Linked DNA regions of Mus musculus: region 1 is linked to region 2. The links are chromatin loops, found by intact Hi-C in ENCODE. Cell type or tissue: gastrocnemius. All regions are shown on one strand. Each heading gives the region's core, and the rest is flanking DNA. Links, peaks and the distances in the headings are about the cores only.

Region 1 (9,153 bases), core at 1-8,000, 60 kb before region 2:
ATTAGGCTTCTCTGAAATGAGTGTTCACAAAGGTCTTGCAGGCTCTTGATTGTGATGCGGTGTGTGTCGTATGCAGTCACACAGCCTCTGTGCCAAGGCTTGTTCCTTAACCAGCCGTGCAGATATGGGTATGTGACCAATTCCAAGGTGAAATTTGTCATGGTCGTGGATTCCTCCAATACAGCCCTTCGGGACAACGAGATCCGCAGTGTAAGTGCAGAGGGCTGAGGTGGGTATCTGCCCCTCACTTTCCGCACTGGGAAGGCAAAAGCCTGCAACAGCCCCATGAGTGCGTTCATCTAACCGGTGTTCGTTTGCTCTTCTACTTTTTGTTTGTTTGTTTGTTTGTTTTTTGAGACAGGGTTTCTCTGTATAGCCTTGGCTATCCTGGAACTCACTCTGTAGCCCAGGCTGGCCTCGAACTCAGAAATCCGCCTGCCTCTGCCTCCCAAGTGCTGGGATTAAAGGCATTTGCCACCACTGCCCGGCTTCGTTTGCTCTTCTTTTAGATGTTCCGGAAGCTGCATAACTCTTACACAGATGTGATGTGCAACCCCTTCTACAACCCGGGAGACCGCATCCAGTCAAGGTGGGACCTGCTTTTTGATAACATGGTCATTAGGAAAGCAAGGGAACCACGTAGGAGCCCTGTCCCAAGGCCACTATTTCAAAGCAGTCAGCCCCATTTTTCTAACGTAGCGCTGACACAGACCTCTGTGTGTATGGGCAGATTGGGCCAAGGCTCACCCATCTGACCTCCCAGGTGTGTCTGTGGGTACCTGAGGACCTAGAGAAGGCTCAGCAAGGGCTCATGCTGTGGCATACCCTTTTCGGAGGCAATGTCCTCCTGTTGCTTGGCGTGCCTTTTGTGTTGGCTTGGGTGTCTCCCTTCCAGCTGGATGGACCTCATGCAGGTGCCTCATCAGGGGGCATGGACTTCATATGCAGGCACTGCAAACCTGCTTCCAGAATTTTCTTTCTTTCTTTTCTTTCTTTTTCTTTTCTTTTTTTTAAAGATTTATTTATTTAGTATATGTAAGTACACTGTAGCTAACTTCAGGCACCCCAGAAGAGGGCATCAGATCTCATGATAAATGGTTGGGATTTGAACTCAGTACCTTCCTTCGGAAGAGCAGTCAGTGCTCTTAACCGCTGAGCCATCTCTCCAGCCCCAGAATTTTCTTTTTCAGGGACTGTTCCCAAGGAGTTGCTTTCAGTTGACAGGTGGCTCAAGCAGGCCCTTGAGTGGCACCTTCCTTTAGCCGAGACATCAAGTATTTTGGGTCCACCTAGATCCTAAGACAGAGAACCCAGGTGTCCCTAAGCCATACAGGGCAAAGACAGCACTGCCTGCTCGTGGGGCTCATTGCTTATCCCTGCCTGCTCCCTGTGGACCTTACCGTGGGAGACATGCTGTGGAAATCTGTGGAATAAGAGGCCTGTGGAGGCTGTGCAAGGGTGGTGGGTGTCACTGCCTGGCATGGTGGGTACAAAGTCTGCTTCCCTGAACCCTAGGAAAGCTCCAGAATCCCGAGGATCCGGTCGGGCAGGGCCATAGCCCGTCCTGCTCTAAATCTGGATTCTCTTCTCAGGGCCTTTGATACCATGGTGACTTCCATGATGATCCAGGTGTGCTGAGTGGGGACCTCTGCCTGCCTCAGTCGTTCAGAAGAGAAGCCTGCGTTCACCCCTGTTGGATGATACTTATTTATTCCCTTTCTGCTCCCTGAGTGTACCCTGTGGGCAGGGCTGTGTCCCCTGTGCTTTTCTACTAAAGGCCTCACAAGATGAGATCTACGTTGTCCTGTGTCAGCAGAGAGGGCTCAGCTGAGGACCAGCTAGCTGGTCTCAGAGACTCTAGAGTGATGTAGGGGCTGTGACCACAGCTGGGTGGTATAGGGGAGGATGCTGTGATAGGAGACTGTGGGCCTCCATTGTCTGAGCAGGTGGGTGGTTCAGAAGGGTGTAGGGTATGGGGAGCCGAGAGCCAGCTTCAGAGAATAGAGACGATCCAGGGCGGACAGACACACACCTTCCTTCTTGGGCAAGGGCCCTCGACGTTCTGGATCTGCCATTCATTGCTAGCCTTAGCCCAGTGCTGTGCCCAGCGCTAGCCTCAGGGGGTGGTAAGAGGTGTAAAGCTCTGTGGGACACAGCAGCAAAGCGTGTCTCCCATGTCGCAGAGGAGAACCTCCAGGAGCCTTTCCTGTCTGTGAGCATGGAGACCAGCAAGGTCCCCAGTGCTGCTCCTAGGCCATGCATCCCCAGGGACAAACCAGGCTCTCCTCAGAAGTCCTGTGGCTGTGTGGAGGTGGTGCCTGAAGCTGGCTCTTCCATGCCTCCGGGCAGCGTAGCTAAATACTGGTGTCCTAGGAGAGGCAGAGGCCAAGAGGACCTGTCCTGAGCCTGAGTCCCCTTTAGCTGTCATGGCTCCATGCTGTCTTCAGAGTCTCTGGCTTCCCCAAGTCCTCAGCCAAGGACCTCCCCTTCGCTGTAGAGTGTCTCATGCCTGGGCCCAGCAGGCTGGGATTTGTCCACGTGAGCTGGGTGGAGTGGGAGAGAGTCCATCTCTGCATCTCAGGGCTTCTCTCCAAGAGCACAAGGTTATTACAAAATGCAGTACGAAGAGAAGCCAGACCACCCACCTGATCGATAAAAGTGAGAAATGAAGTTGCTTTGAGAAGTTCAACATGCAGCTGACTGACATGGACAGAGCCCAGATGGACTTGGTTAAAGCCTTTAGTGGGGGGTTGGGTTTGGCAAGGGAAGGAAGGAGCACCAGTCAGGTGGGATCTTGGGAGGTCACCCTCCCTGAGTATTAGCTGCCCTGGAAACTGCATCTTATGCCCCAGTCTTCCCTCCTCACAGAGTGAGCCTCAGGTTTCCTGGAGAAACTTGGCTCAATGCCGGTTGCTACCCTCCCCCTTTCCTCTTCATACCAGGACAGGCAGTTACAATGTGTAAAAGGTGGTTCTGGGAGGAACCTGCAGGAAAGATACTTTAAAAGTAGGTCTGGCTGGTGTGTAGAACACTCGAGGCTCTCTGCTCTCTTCCTGCCTGGAAGCGGGAGGTTAGGTCTCCCTCTTGAGAGCAAGACGACGAGATGAGGGAGCAAAAGGGGCCTAAGTCTGGGCTGATGAACCAGCCCTGGACGGCTTGCGTCAGCTTTTCTTTCTTTCTTTCTTTTAAGATTTATTTATTTATTATATGTAAGTCACTGTAGCTGTCTTCAGACACACCAGAAGAGGGAGTCAGATCTCATTAGGGATGGTTGTAAGCCACCATGTGGTTGCTGGGATTTGAACTCAGGACCTTCGGAAGAGCAGTCGGGTGCTCTTACCTGCTGAGCCATCTCACCAGCCCCCTTGCGTCAGCTTTTCATGTGAGGCAATAACATAGAGCTCTCTCCTGTTTGGGTTTTCTGACAGATTATGTGTAAGAGCACTGTGTGTGAGAACATTGAGTCTTCTCACTATCAAGCTCAGCAAAGAAAGCTTATAATGTGCTCTGCTCGCCTGGGTGTGGGCATCAGGCTTGCAGGTGAATTCCACCCTGAGGTTGGCCTCGGAGACCATGGTCACCGCCTGCCTGTTAAGAGGCAGGCTGTCCACCCCGGAGCCAAGATGGTGGCTCTGGTTAGCTTGTGATTTGCTGCAGGTAGTCTGTAGGGCCATCAGCTGCCTGTCTTCCCTTCTGGTACTGTCCTTCTACAGACCTGGGTCCAGGGCGCCTTACTCTGAGAGGGGAAACTGTGGCTTGCCATTGACAATGCTCACGGCAGAGACTGCAGGGCTGGTAGGGTTCTCACTACTGTGTAGACGCTGTGCTGAGGGGTGTTTGCACCTCAGCCTTCTGTCCTTGGCTTGGACAGACCTGGGTCTATCAGGAAGAACTCCCGGGTCCTTCCCAAGAAGAGAACTTGGCATATACATATATGTATATATATGTATATGTGTGTATATGTGTATTTATATATGTATGTGTAAAACTTGGCGCATATATATATGTGTATATAAAAATACATATATATACACACACAAACACACACACACACACACACACACACACACACACTTATGCATGTATATATGTCCAAGGCTCAGGAGCAAATATCCTGCCAGGAGACCCAGGCCAGGGACTTGGAAGTCCTGAAGCTGGAATTGAAGAGGAGCAGGCATCATCCTTGTCAAGGGCCCTGCCAGGTCACTTACTTTGATACTGGGGAACCCTCCCCCCCCCCCAACCCCCCGCTTCCCGCAAGGCCACCCTAGGGCCAATTTGCTGTTCACCATCTGCCCACTGGGTGGCAGTCACTCCTAGCTGGTCAGGATGGAACCAATTGCTTCCAAAGGTTAAAAAAAAATAAAAAGGCTGTCCAGGCTCACGGGGGCTACTGTATTGATACCACAGGCCAACTTGCCTTGGCCAGTTAACACAGTAGCTGGGGGCAGGGCTACTTCCTGCATGCCCAGAGAGAATCTACTCTAGGTCTTGGCCAGCTCCTGGAGCTGCAGCGACTCTTTGCAAGCCTCAGCTCAGACTCTGCCTCCCTTGTTCACAGCTGTCCCAAGCCTCACCCGCTGTTGGATGTGTGGTCCACAGGCAGTCTGGAATGCTCCTGGAGTAGTAGTTATTGTGATGGCGATGATGATAGGAGCTTACTGTGTAGCCCCGGCTGTGCTAGAGCTCACTCTGTAGACCAGGCTGGCTTCAGACTCACATAGCTCCACCTGTCTCTGCCTCCTGAGTGCTGGGATTAAAGGTGTGCACTACTACACCTGACTCTGGAGTTAATTCTTACGTTTCTTCAGAGATCTTTTTTCAATAAGGTCACAGGCTGCCTTTGGGCTTTGGAGGTGAAGATGTGGTTGCATTGGGGGGTGGGATATCCACTGAGGACAGGGGACATGTGAAAATGGCTTGGGGGGGGTCACGCATGGATGGAGCCTAGAAAAGGGCACAGCTCGTTCTCAGAGCTCTCCAGGTTCGGGGAGCAGGAGAAGCAAGGCAGCTCTACTGGGGCTTAAGGATAACATTAACATACAGCAAGGTGGTAAGTGCAGATTAGCGTGTGTATCCGCAGACCTGGGCCTGGCTAGCTCTCTTCCTGAGTACAGTGGCAGAGCAGGGTAGCCTGTCTGCCAGATACACACACACACACACACACACACACACACACACACAACATATTCACAGACATACACATACACTCAGACACATACAGACACACACATTCACAGACACACACATATACACTCATACACACAGAGATACAAACACTCAGACCCACACACACTCAGACACACACACCCTCAGACACAGACAGACAGACAGACAGACACTGTTCAGCATAGAAGGCCCACTTTTGCTTCTTACACTCAGAGTTCAGCATAGAGGCCCCACTTTTGCTTCTTGACCTGACCAGCTCAGATAACTTCAGCAGGATGGAGGTGAAGTGCTGGTGTATCTAGAGAGCCAGTTTGAGGCATGGAGGAAGAATTATGGCGATGGAGTTTTGGAGTTTGGTTGAATCAGAAGGCAGAGCCAGAGCCCCCCCTCTGGACTCATGCCATATCCCATTACCACCCTCTGTGTGGGGAGCCTTGGAGAAAGGGTCAATGCTAACCTGTATCTGAGGGAGAATCAAGAAATGAGGCTGATCACATGTTCTTAAAATATATTCAAGTTTAATAATTTACATTCTACTATTAACACACATATCTATTTTTCTTTAAAAGTACTCGAGAATGCCAATCCCAGCATACCCTGAGCCTTCCTCCCCTCCCTCCCCTCCCTGCCCAGTGCCTTCCCACTGGGACCTGGTGATCTGGGCACCTTCAAAGGCCCTTGGGGGCTGCCAGGCTAGGAGCCCCATCTGGAGGGAGTGGAGACAGCAGTTTACTCCTGGTCCCGCTTTAAAAACTGGGCTGTTCTTTCAGTAGGGAGAGAACCACTGTGGTGCTCCTCCATGGCCCCTGCAGAGAGTTGGGGGTGGGGGAGAACAAAGGCAGCTCAGTTGTCTTCAGAGGGGATAGGCCTGGAGAACATCAGGGTTAAAGTTACCACCGAGCTGCCCAGAAACTGTTGGGGGCGCCTTTGCTTTATTGAGGGGGTGACTCCAGAGAAGGAAGCCTGGGGCTAGAATTTGTCACATGGGCTCAACTGCAGCCTTGTTTATACTAGTTAGCCTATGCTTCAGGCCAGAGGAGGCTGCTTGTCGCCTGCAGAGTCCTAGTGCCCAGGAACAAGTAGCCCCACCAGGCAGGGAGCAAGCTTACACAGAGCCTGCACAGGCTGCTGGAAGCCACGAGGCCTCCCCCTCAGCCCCTTGCCAAGTGCCCCAACCTTTAAGGCTCATGTGAGGGACAATAGTCTTCCCTTAGCATGACACTGTGCAGATTGGCTACAGCCAGCATAAGGGTCAGGCTCCAAGAATCTTGCTGCTCAGATCTCCAGACTCAGAGTCCCACTTGGGCCCACTTACCGGCTCCGTCCATGGGCTCTTAACCGAGCTTTTCGATGGAGGCTACCGTGCAGGAAGGCAGCCCTGTTGCCCGAGTGTGTCCGCAGCCCTCCACGGTCTGTGGAGCTGATGCCTGGGAAGTTCGTCCTTTTGGGAAGTACCTGGATGGAACCCATGTCATGCTCCAAGACACTGGTCTGTACCCTTCTTGCCAGGGTGGCCTGAAGCCAGGGCCCAGGCTGAGACCAGGGCTTGGGGCTCCTGACTTGTGGTATCACTTAGGCTGAAATAATCCCTCCAACTTTTCTCAGATGCAAATGTGATCACAGGACATCCTGGTAATAGCCAGCATCTTCCTGGCCCATTCTGGCAGGCCCCGCCCACACCAAGCCCCGCCCACGCCAAGCCCCACCCTAGGTCTGAGAGTTTTCATCACTTCCTAACTCTGATTAATGCCCACCCAGCTAAGATGCACAAAGGGTCAGGCACTCTAACCTCTCCGAGCCTGGTGGAGGATTTGTGAGTTATTGCACAAGGCTCAGTGGTGGCCCACAGGCGCATGGAGACCCCTGGGGAAACATACCTTGATGACCCGACCTCGGAAGGTGCTCTCATCCAGCCCCACAGCAGCCTTGACAGATCTGTGCGAAGCAAACTCTATATATGCATAGCTGGGGGAGGACAGAGGTGGTGAACATTGGAGCAAGGAGTGAGGGGCTAGCTCCAGCCCCACCCACACTGCCCAGCCTGCCATAGCCCGACACTGACCCCTTGGGGTGTCCAGAGAACTTGTCGCACAGGATAGTGACCCGGTGAATCTCCCCACAGGGACTGAAGTAGGCCTCCAGCTCTGCAGCTGAGCCACCATAATCCACCTGCTCACAGAAAGGGTACCTGGTATAAGTGCTGGGCTATCCCCGTCTCCCTCCTGCTGAGGCGTTGTGGCAGAAAGGGGTTGGAGGGACCCCCCCCCCAAGGTTGGTTGGCCCCTGGCTGGGCATGGGCTGAAGTTGTATCCACTCCTGCCCAGGGTTCAGTGCTGAGAGACAGTTAAGTGTTTCCTGTGTGGACAGCTGGTTGGGTCTCAGGAATTAGCACATGCCGGGTATGTGGCCCATTAAACCTGAATGCTTGACCTCACCTTCGGTTGAATGAACAGTCAAGGCCTGGGCACTATTCGGCCCCGTGGGTTTTACCTTCCCTCTGCACCAGGCCTCCCACTTTGGCCTTGGAGACACTTGCATTTACAACTCCATAGCCTCCTGCCTCAAACTCATAGCCAGCTCCACCCAGGCCAGTCGTGGAGGGGTCTGCCCAGCTAAATGCCCTAATTGGGGGCAGACACCCTAGGAGGGCTATGACCACGCCACCCCCCTCTCTACTCACATTGCCTACAAAGACAGATCTGTGGTCAGCCTCCACATTTTCCTTGGAGGTCCTAGAGAAGAAGCAGTCTGTAGGGAGAGAGAACCTCAGAACTAGCGGGAGGACCTCATTGAGGAGCCCATTCCTCGTGACCCCCAGGGAAGGTCGCCCAGGCTCCCGCGGTCACACTGTGGATTGTGGGTGCGATTCAGAGTATTCCCTCAATTGTCCTCATATGCAGCCCATGCCGAGTACTCTTCCACTGAACACAGGTGGGTTTAGAGTCTTAGCTAAGTGGTCAAGGATTTAGAAGGACAGTTGTCCATCTGAGGACAGGGTTGGCGAGAGTCCCAGGTTCCTACCTACGGTCTCAGGGCTCAGCAGCTGTCTGACCTCAGCCCTCTCTTCCTCTGTGGCCTTTCTCTGTACACAGGGTGGCTCCGGCTGGGCTTCAGCATGCTCCATGGCCCACAGTTTCAGCTTGATGGCCTCCAACTCCTGTTGGCCACGCCACAGTAAGTTTGAGATGGCCTTCAGGCCCCTCTAGAATGGAGGGCAGGTGTGGCCAGCCAGCGCCGGCAGAAAGCCATAGCTACTAGGGGATAACCAAGATCACCCTGTTGTTCCTGTAGCCATAGTCCAGGACTAGGAGCTAAGGCCCCTGGTACCTCTCCTGCCCGGATACCTCCCCCTAGTCAGAGAGGCCTCTGAGGTCTGAAGCACTGGCTCCTTCGCCCCTAGTCACCTGTGCTCCTCCCTCCATGCCCAGGTCCACACCTTCCTGCACGGTTTGTGACGGGGTGCTACCTGGTTGAATACTGGGGACTTGGCCAGGTTCTCTGGTTCCAGCAGGGAGAGAAGGAAGCTCGCATCTTCATTTTCCTCTGCTTCCTTGTCACTTCCTGCTCTACTCCCAGCCCTTGGCACCAAGGAGGTCTTTTCAGTCCTGCCCCAGGCCCCCCAACCTTGGGCCTCAGGATCTGAGGAGACCGTCTGGAGCCAGGCTTCAGTGGGGGGTGGGAAGAGCTCATTGCTCAGGTAAGGCTCCATCTGTAGGTGAGGTAGGCGAGGAGGGCGGACCTGGGGAGCCTTGCCTCTCTGGGTCTGCTTACCTCTGCAGCTGCATCTACCCCGTGGCCCTCCCTTTTAAGTGCTCCCCCTGACCAGCTGCTTTCACTAAAGCCCTAAAGATTAAGAAGGCCTCCCAGCTTGGGCTAGGCTACTGACCAGAGGGGTCAAAGGTTGAATATCTCCTGTCTTCTTCACCAGCTGCATCCCTGAAACACTCAGGGGAGGGTGGATGAGAGCCCAAAGCGGGGTGGGCA
Region 2 (8,000 bases), core at 1-8,000:
GCCAAAGTGTTGTCCCTATCCTGTCTGAGGACAGGAGAGAGATTCCACAGATGGTTAGCAACCCCCACACCCCTCAATCTCTTACCACTTGCCTTCTCTGGCTGTAACATGGGACCTGTCACAGCTAAACCAGGTGTCCTCTGTGTTGTCTTCTAGATGATCCAGCGGGGTGAATGTCCTTTTGATTCCTTGTCAACCGTGGCTACAGAGATACATGACCTGTCCCCAGGAGTGTCAGGGAGTGCTCTCATTCCCTCATGTCCTCTGTTGCTTTTCCCTTGACCAAGCTGACTATTCTGCCTCCCTTATGAGGGGCCTCAGGGTCTGCCTGGGAGATTTGGAGCACAGGGATAAACTGGCTCCAAGAGGCTGAAAGGGAGGCAGAGAAGGATGGGAACTCAGGAGCTGTCGGCTGTGCTCTAGGAGTCTTGGCCTGGAGACATCTTCCTTATTATAGCCAAATTCATCTTTGTTTTCCTTTCCCGGTGACATCTGGCTTGCCCTGAGGTCCCACGAATTATAGAAAGCGGGAGCTTGAGCTTCTGTTTTACTGCCTCAGGAAGTGTGCTGTCGCTCAAGGGAAGGGGCAGGCTCTCCACCTGGTCCGGCTGAGCTGGAGGTGGAAACTAGGAACGGAGTGCTTACTGTCCGAGGCGCGCACCCGGATGCCAGGCTCTGCCCAGCCTTGCCTGCTGGGGCTGACGGTCATCTCTACCAAGAACTGGCTTCTATACGAGAGAAGCCCTGCAACCCTTGCTCTCACCCTGCTCCAGTCTGGGGACCTCAGAAACAGAACTGTGACTGCTCACTGTGCCCAGGAAGGCCAGGTGATAGGCCCACCAGGATAGGAGGCACCTGGGAGTCACAAAGGCAATATAGCAAGTGACTGCTTTACTGGAGTGGGGGGTTACAACTGAACCCTGTAATCCAGTCTGGTCTAGAGGCTGGATATCCTTGTAGAAAGGAGCCTTAGACCTGTGGCCTCTCCCCATAAAGTCCTGCACCTCTCTGGTCCCTCACAGTTCCTCCCCTCTAGGGGATACAGCTGGTCAACCCTGATACACACAGAATCTGCATGGCTGTTAGCCAACTCATTTGTTGGGTCAGAACTCTGGGGAACCCCAAGGGCCCATCAGCCTCTGGCATCTGAAGAACCTCTCTGAGTCTGGAAAGTGGGTCAGTGCCGTTGGACTCCACTTTGAGTGGGCCAGTGCTGGTCTCAAAGGTGAGGTGGACTTTCCCCTGGGTTGTTTCTGTCATCCACTTCTGCACAGCATGGAGAAGGCTTTTAGCCTACAATGGCAGACACTCTCTATGACCAGCTATGTAGAGGCAGAGTGGGCTCAGCAAAGCTCCACTATTGGCCACCTTCAAGGGACTGTGTATGTGTGTGTGTGTGTGTGTGTGTGTGTGTGTGACACTACTCAGTGAATGTGGATTTATCCTGCAGTGAGTGTGTATCTTTTGTAATAGTCAAACACTGTCTTGGTGGTTTCCAGAGGGTTTTGAGTGACCCGACCCTCCCATCCCCCCTACTGAGTCCTATGAGGTCTGAACCAGGATAGCCCAGCTTCACGAAGGCCCACCCACGACGTCAGCAGTGTGGCTGAGCAAGAACTATGAGGTGGCTATTCCCCACTTGCCTGAGGCAGCCCAGCAGAGGGCTCTCCACTCATAGCACCGACCCTGGTCACTTGCAGCCCTTGGGACAGACTCAGAGTTCTTAGGATGCTGAGGAGAAGACCTGACAGACATAGGAAGGCTCCAAGGACACAGGCAAGAGAGATTACAAAGCTGGGAGGGTCCGGGCTATCATCAAACTCACGCCACCAAGTCTGTCTGGTTGGGCAAGAGGATCTGTTTTGGACAATGAGCTAAGTTCTGAAGATCATAGTCACTGCTAAAGAAAATGTTGTGACCCTGCTGTGTGGCAGGCAGACCTAAAGTCTGGAGGGCCAGTGCAGGAAACAATGGCCAACCAAGGAAGATCCATAGGGCCAGTCCCCTCGCCCCAGGCATGGCCAGCCTAGCAGCCTGCAAGCCTCTTGTCCTGTGCTGGATTCCATGCGCACCCAGCATACACATGCACACCCGAGCAGCCATGAATGAGCTAGGAGGGTTCTCTTGGTGGTTGGAGGATATCTAGATCCATCTAATTCACCACCATCCCACTGGCACGTGGGAGGCTGAGAATGAATCAGAACCCCCCCACCCCCAAACCCATCCCGCTTACAGTGCAGGAGGGGGGAGGGAAGACCATTCCAGAAGGTGGTGGGAAACACCTCTCCCGACACACCCTCCTGTCTTCTGCATCAGAAGAGGCTGAAGCTAAGCCTGGTTCTCCATGGTGGGCAAACCTACTGGCTCAGATCTTGTGGCCCAGTGACCCAGCCTTGCCAGCATTTCCAGATCTGCGTGTAGGAAGGAAAACGAGTTTCTTTCAGTCACGCAGAAAGGAGTATATGTGGAGCGCAATCAGAGAGATTTCCTGGAGGTGGTAACTCAATTACATGGATAACCCGGTAACAGAGGAAGAGCCAGACAAGGACCTGAGAGCTGCTTGGACCACCCAGCAGCCCCAGAGCATCCTGCAAGGAACTGTCCAGGGGTGTCTTCCATATGCCAGCTCAGGCTTGGCACACAGCAAAAGATGGTGGTGTGCCAGGTACACATGGCCCTCCCTTTCTCCCCTCTCATCAAGATCACAGTACCTCCCGGGAGGGTGGATTCCGCCAGAAAATCAGTCCTAACGTGATATTCTCCCTCCCCGTGTCTGTCTAGCTCCCGGGCAGCACCGAGCACCACATCTGTTCCTTCTGTTCGCAGGGTTCCTCCTTTCTCTGCTTTTCCCTCTCAATGCACAAGAGTGGTTGTGCCCCCCCCCCAAAAAAAAAACAGTCCCAAATAGCGGCATTTTCTCAGCTTGGTGCTCTAACTGTGGGCTCCCAGTGCCAACTGGGGACAGCCACATCTTCTGACTTCCGCCCTTCAGTGGACCAAGGTGGGGTGACATCATGACCCCAGTGTAGCCCCCATCAGGATCCCTCCATGCACAAGACCAGAAATCTCTCACAGGGCTTTCCTACTTCTTCCCAGGCCAGGAGCCAAGTGCATTCTGGCCGGGTATGGCTGAACTCTCTCAGACCAGCCCCTGGGGTCTTAGGGAGATGAGAGAGTCCCAGTCTTGAGAAGTTTCTGAAACCTTCCAGCAACTTGCAAGGGCAATGCCAGGGCAAAGTGACCGCTCCCTTTGTCTTCTGCCAGCCCCATCCTCTGAGTGGCTGCCTGGGAACCTCCTGTTTCTGAGCGCCGGGAGGAAGCACACACCCAGCCAGACATAATGAAGCCACATCCTGGCCTCAGGATAGGAGGGACGGGTGTGACAGTTACTGGGATCAACCCTACAAACAGGAGCATGAGATCGTCTGTTATTTTGAGGAATTGGGCTCTGAAAGTCAGCTTTAGCTCACATGATCAGATAGTTCTATTCATGGAGCAGGGGGGTAGGTCCAGCCAGCACTGTGGTCAAGAAGCCCAAACACACCAAGTTCAGGGCCATGAGTTGAAAGGCAGCGGCTCAAAGCCAGGAGCTGCCAGCCTGGCTGCCTTCTGCTCCACCTTAGTCAGCCCGACTCCGGCTGAATTCCCAGCCATCTGTCCCTCCGCGGTGCTCACACCTCCTCACACCTCCTCCCCGCTGTTCCCACAGCCTGGCTCTGGGCCTGCCCTACACACAGATGGACCGTTCCCAAAGCCTGTGAGAAGGATCAGAGCCGGAGGCTGTGCCTGCACCTGGCTGTCAGGACCCCAGGGAGGGCGGTCAGGATCCCCTCCCGACCATCAGGAAGGATGCTCAGCTCCATGGCCCTAATGGCTGATCCAGGGACCAAAATAAGAGGGGGAAGGGCTAGAGAAAGCAGCAGACCCTCTCCTGCCAGCACTATCTCCCAGGAAGGTTGCCCTCCCGCTACTCCAGTCAGTCCCGAGCCCTGTCATTCAGGCTACCAGTCTTTGTCAGGAGACCCGGCACCCCAGGGGGCGCTTGTGGGTGGTGGTTGGGGAGCCCATACTCCCCCACCGACTCAGCTCCTACCTAAAGATGAACCACACACACTCTGGACAGGTCAAGCTGTCTGCTCACCTAGGGTGGCTGCAACTCAGTCAAATGAGTGGGCAGAGTTGGCTCCACCCTGCCGTGGGCACGAACTTTGTAAAGTGGAGGGGCTGGAGAGGGGGTGCAAAGCGAGGACCCCCGGGACGGCAGCAACCGGCAAAGTAGGGTGACAGCGGCGGTGTTGAACAGGGCAGGGGCGGCACTTACGGTCTGGAGCTCCAGGGGACCGTAGCTCTCTCGCAACCCGGCTCCCGAAGTGGCTTTTCCTTCTCACTGGGTCGCCACCTCCATAACTTGGGGGCGATCCGTACGCTGTCTTCTCGCGCTGCGCGGGGCTCAGGCGCGCGGCGGGGTCGGGGCGCGCGGGGCGACCGCCTGGGCCATGCCGAGTGCGTTCGGCCCCCAGCGCGGGAACAAAGCCCGCACGCTGCCCGGGTGGTTTCGGCCTCGGCGGCCGCCGGGTCCAGCCGCCGTGCTTTCGGCTCTGCTGCCGCGCGCTCGCCCGCGCGTCTCACCGAGTCCCGCGGCCCCCGCCCCGCGCGCTCCGCCCCCGCCTCCCGCGCCCCGCCGCCGCTGCGCCACCTGCCTCCAGCCCGACGCCCATCGCGCTCGCTCCGCCCCGGGGCGCCGGCCGCCGGAGAGAGGCCCGGTTCCGTGCGCCCGGCGCCGCCCAATGCCCAGAGCGGCTCCCGCCTCCACCGCCCGGGTGGCCGAGGGGCCCCGGGACGCGCCCGGCGGACTTGGCTATGGGGTCCGACTCAGGACGTAGGGACCTCAGGAGCGCCAGGCCGCGCGTGGGACCCCCGTACGGATGCAGGAGAGCGGGGCCGTGGAGTGGGAACGGGCCGAGGAGTCCCAGCGCGTAGCCAGTGCGTGCGGCGCGGGGCAACCCGGTGCGGGGCGGACTCCTAGCTGTGCGCCCCCGCCCCGCGCAGGCCGCGCCCCGGGAGGGCGGGCGAGCTGAGCGCACCGCACACACCCACCTCGGAGCAGTCGCAGCCCGACGGCGTCGCTGCTCCCGGAGCCGCGGTGTCTACTCCGGGACGGGGAGGCGGGCGCCCCTCCTTCGGCCGCCGCACCCCCCCTCACCCCCTTCGCAAGCCCTTCGGGGTACCCGGGCCACCTGCGCGTTCTGCCGGCAGGGGGCGCGCTCCACCCGCCGCGCTCGGCCTTGGTCCCCAAGGCGCCAGGCGACCTGCGGCAAGTGGGCTCAGGATCCCGCTCTCCCCACTGCCATCGGGGCCGGCGTTCGCATATGCTTTGCATTCGTTTGCATATCATTCATTTTAATGTCAACCTGAGGAAAAGCCCCCAGCCGCTGCTTCTGCTTGTCCGCGTCCTACTTTCTCTGCTTCCTCTGAGCCTGCTCCCCACCCACTTTACCCACTTTTCCTCGAGGCGCCTTGCGACAAGTCCCAGGCGTTCCTCCGGTTGGTACATTTGAGCAAACTCGCTGCACTTCCTTCCTTTCCCTTCCCAGTTTTTCACTCACTCACACTTTGCTTCTTTGAGACTAAGGAGAGACCCAGGGTCACCGCCTGCAGAGACAAGGGGCCAGAACTTCAGATCAGCGGGGGGGTGGGGGTGGGGGGGGCTTGATTTTCATCTCATTAGGCATACATCTGCATGTGAAGGATAAAAATCTAGCAATGTGCCAAAATTAAATAAATAAATAAGTAAAAATACCCTCCGTTTCTTTCCAGGCTTGCTGTAGTGGCTTGGTTTTCCCCAGTTGGGGTCCCTCTCAGGGGTTCACCTCTGCCTTCTTGAAAAAGCGTTCCTGCACGGTCCTCCTGGGGTGGGATCTGGGCTCCTTGGTTTCCCGGATCTCCCTCTGTGGAGGATGCTATCTAATCCTAGTCTGACACCTATAAAACTGTCCACATTTTCAGATCTCCCTGGCCACATGTATCAATCTTATAGAGGAGTGGAGGGTCCCGAGCCCATTTCACAGAGGAATGTGGATCTAGAAGAGTTGGCTATGTGGCTTGAGACCGCAAACTTTTTATCCCAGGCATATGGACACCAGCTGTGTGGCTGCTAGTGTGCTGTGTACACCGAGAAAGCAAAGGACAGTCCTCTTCAGAGATACTGTCGTGAAGAGTGGCCCCGGCAGAGTGGCCTCTCAGCAGACCTCGTAAGCCAGTCTCTGGGAGCTCAGCCTGAGGCAGGAGTGGGACCCTCAGCTTGAGCTGCAGGTTTACCCACCTCGTGCTGCTGGGTGGCATGTCTGTTTTGTGGTAAGTGGCCAGTGTGTGGCTTGAACTTAAGAAAGGTGCTCACAACCTCTGTTGGAGGTACAGAATTCAATGTGACAGGTAAACCTCTCAGCTAGGAAGCTCTCCCAAGAGAGAGCCATGGCTGCTGCACAGGGAGGAGATGGTGGGGGCCCTGAGGGCTGCTTTGTATGGAGTGGGCCGGCCCCACTGCAGCATAGTCACAACGAGTCCTGACAGCCGTTGTCCCTCCATTTTTCCACCAGCTGGAAAGACATTTCCAGAGCCCATTTGTTACCCACTTGGTCTCCCTGCTACTTTATGAAGAGCTGGTTCCCTGTGGAAATGTCCAGGTCACAGCTCTTCGACACTCTCATGTTACCTTATGGAAGCTCTCAACCCACACTGTGTATCCAGTCCATCTGCAAGACACACGCCTTCTCAGAACAACAAAGAGTCACCAAGCACCAGGGATCACGTGGACACCTTAGAGGCAGCAGCCGCTCAGGAAATCAGGTGCCGCCTGAAGCTCTTTATTGTCTATAGAGACCTGGGCTTGATTCAATTCAAAGGAGCCACTTTCTCTTGCTTATGGCAGTGTGGCTTTCCCCAGTGAAGTCAGCTCTCTACCTTTATCTGGTCCCTGCTTCCCACGAGGCTGTGAGAGGGGCTGTGCCTGCCCGAGCTGACAGTACAGAGCTCACAGTACAGAGCTGACACCAGACTTGCAGCTGGGGGCTCTTCTTAGAACAGAAGCCCCTTTCTCTAAAGAAAGCAATCTCAATGTCTAACACTTCCAGCTACACCTGGGTTGTTTCTGCTATCCTCACCCCCCAGAAGGGCAGCACCTCCTTTTCTCACGGCTCAGGGTGACATTTTGACGGCGGACACCATCATTAGACATTTAACTAAACACGCAGAATACGAAACTCAGACTGGACCTCACTATAAAGGTGAGTTTTGTTGAGTCTCTGTCCACTCCTTAGTTACCAGTGCCCTACACCAGGGACACTATCCATGTTGTGCAGACCCAGGGACAGCTCTGCCTTCTGATCAATCTTTCTATGAATCTTTCTATGAATCTGCTTCAAAAACTTGGTCTATTTATTTTAAAAACCCCGGGAGACAAAAATATAGATATCAATGACATTTTAAACACCTTATGTAAATAATAAAGTGTATGTGCCATTGAGAGGTGTAGGGGAATGGGCTCTGGTCTGGCACCTTGATGCCTTCACAGCTTTTCTTTCTGTGATGCACATTTCTATTCTATTCCACAAGGAATAGGTGCAATGGCCAGTGACCATAATCCCAGCATTTGGGAACCGAAGCAGAAAGATAGTGAGTTCCATGCCAGCCTGGGCTATGTTAAGAGACACTACTGAGAAAGAAGAGAGTGGAGAGAAGGAGGAAGAGGGGGAAGAAGAAGAAGAAGAAGAAGAAGAAGAAGAAGAAGAAGAAGAAGAAGAGGAGGAGGAGGAGGAGGAGGAGGAGGAGGAGGAGGAGGAGGAGGAAGAGGAGGAGGAGGAGGAGGAGGGAGAAGAGGGGGAGGAGGAAGAGCAGGAGGAGGGGGTGGGGGAGGAGAAAGGGGGAAGAGGAAGAGGAGGGGGAGGGGAGGGTTGAGATGAAGGAGTCATGTGGTCAGTCTCTCTAGATAAAATGATGGATCA

What was found. Peaks named below come from ENCODE experiments on the same cell type or tissue, not always from the same donor. Only the 100,000 strongest peaks of a DNase experiment are listed, where the experiment ranks them.
Region 1: it touches region 2 in a loop (7-fold over the local background); 12 of 42 quality-filtered maps call a loop at or near these places.

What each region holds. Positions count from the first base shown.
Region 1 is chr8:122,613,799-122,622,951 of GRCm38, forward strand. Trappc2l (trafficking protein particle complex 2-like) reads left to right here. Exons shown (of 5, transcript NM_021502.2): 3 at 123-210; 4 at 510-589; 5 at 1,593-1,793. The coding sequence ends at 1,638. Pabpn1l (poly(A)binding protein nuclear 1-like) reads right to left here and starts at 8,937. Exons shown (of 7, transcript NM_001007462.1): 1 at 8,636-8,937; 2 at 8,191-8,326; 3 at 7,850-7,917; 4 at 7,232-7,338; 5 at 7,047-7,134; 6 at 6,485-6,624; 7 at 5,673-5,975. The coding sequence starts at 8,878. The coding sequence ends at 5,936. Mir6396 (microRNA 6396) reads right to left here and starts at 8,577; the gene lies at 8,467-8,577. In gastrocnemius, for the core only: a CTCF peak has its summit at 4,321 (motif pointing right); a DNase peak (open chromatin) is centred at 4,318.
Region 2 is chr8:122,673,541-122,681,540 of GRCm38, forward strand. Cbfa2t3 (CBFA2/RUNX1 translocation partner 3) reads right to left here and starts at 4,635. Exons shown (of 12, transcript NM_001109873.1): 1 at 4,322-4,635. In gastrocnemius, for the core only: a CTCF peak has its summit at 1,659 (motif pointing right); DNase peaks (open chromatin) are centred at 669, 1,134, 1,623, 2,075 and 6 more places; H3K4me3 peaks cover 5,438 bases; H3K27ac peaks cover 5,209 bases.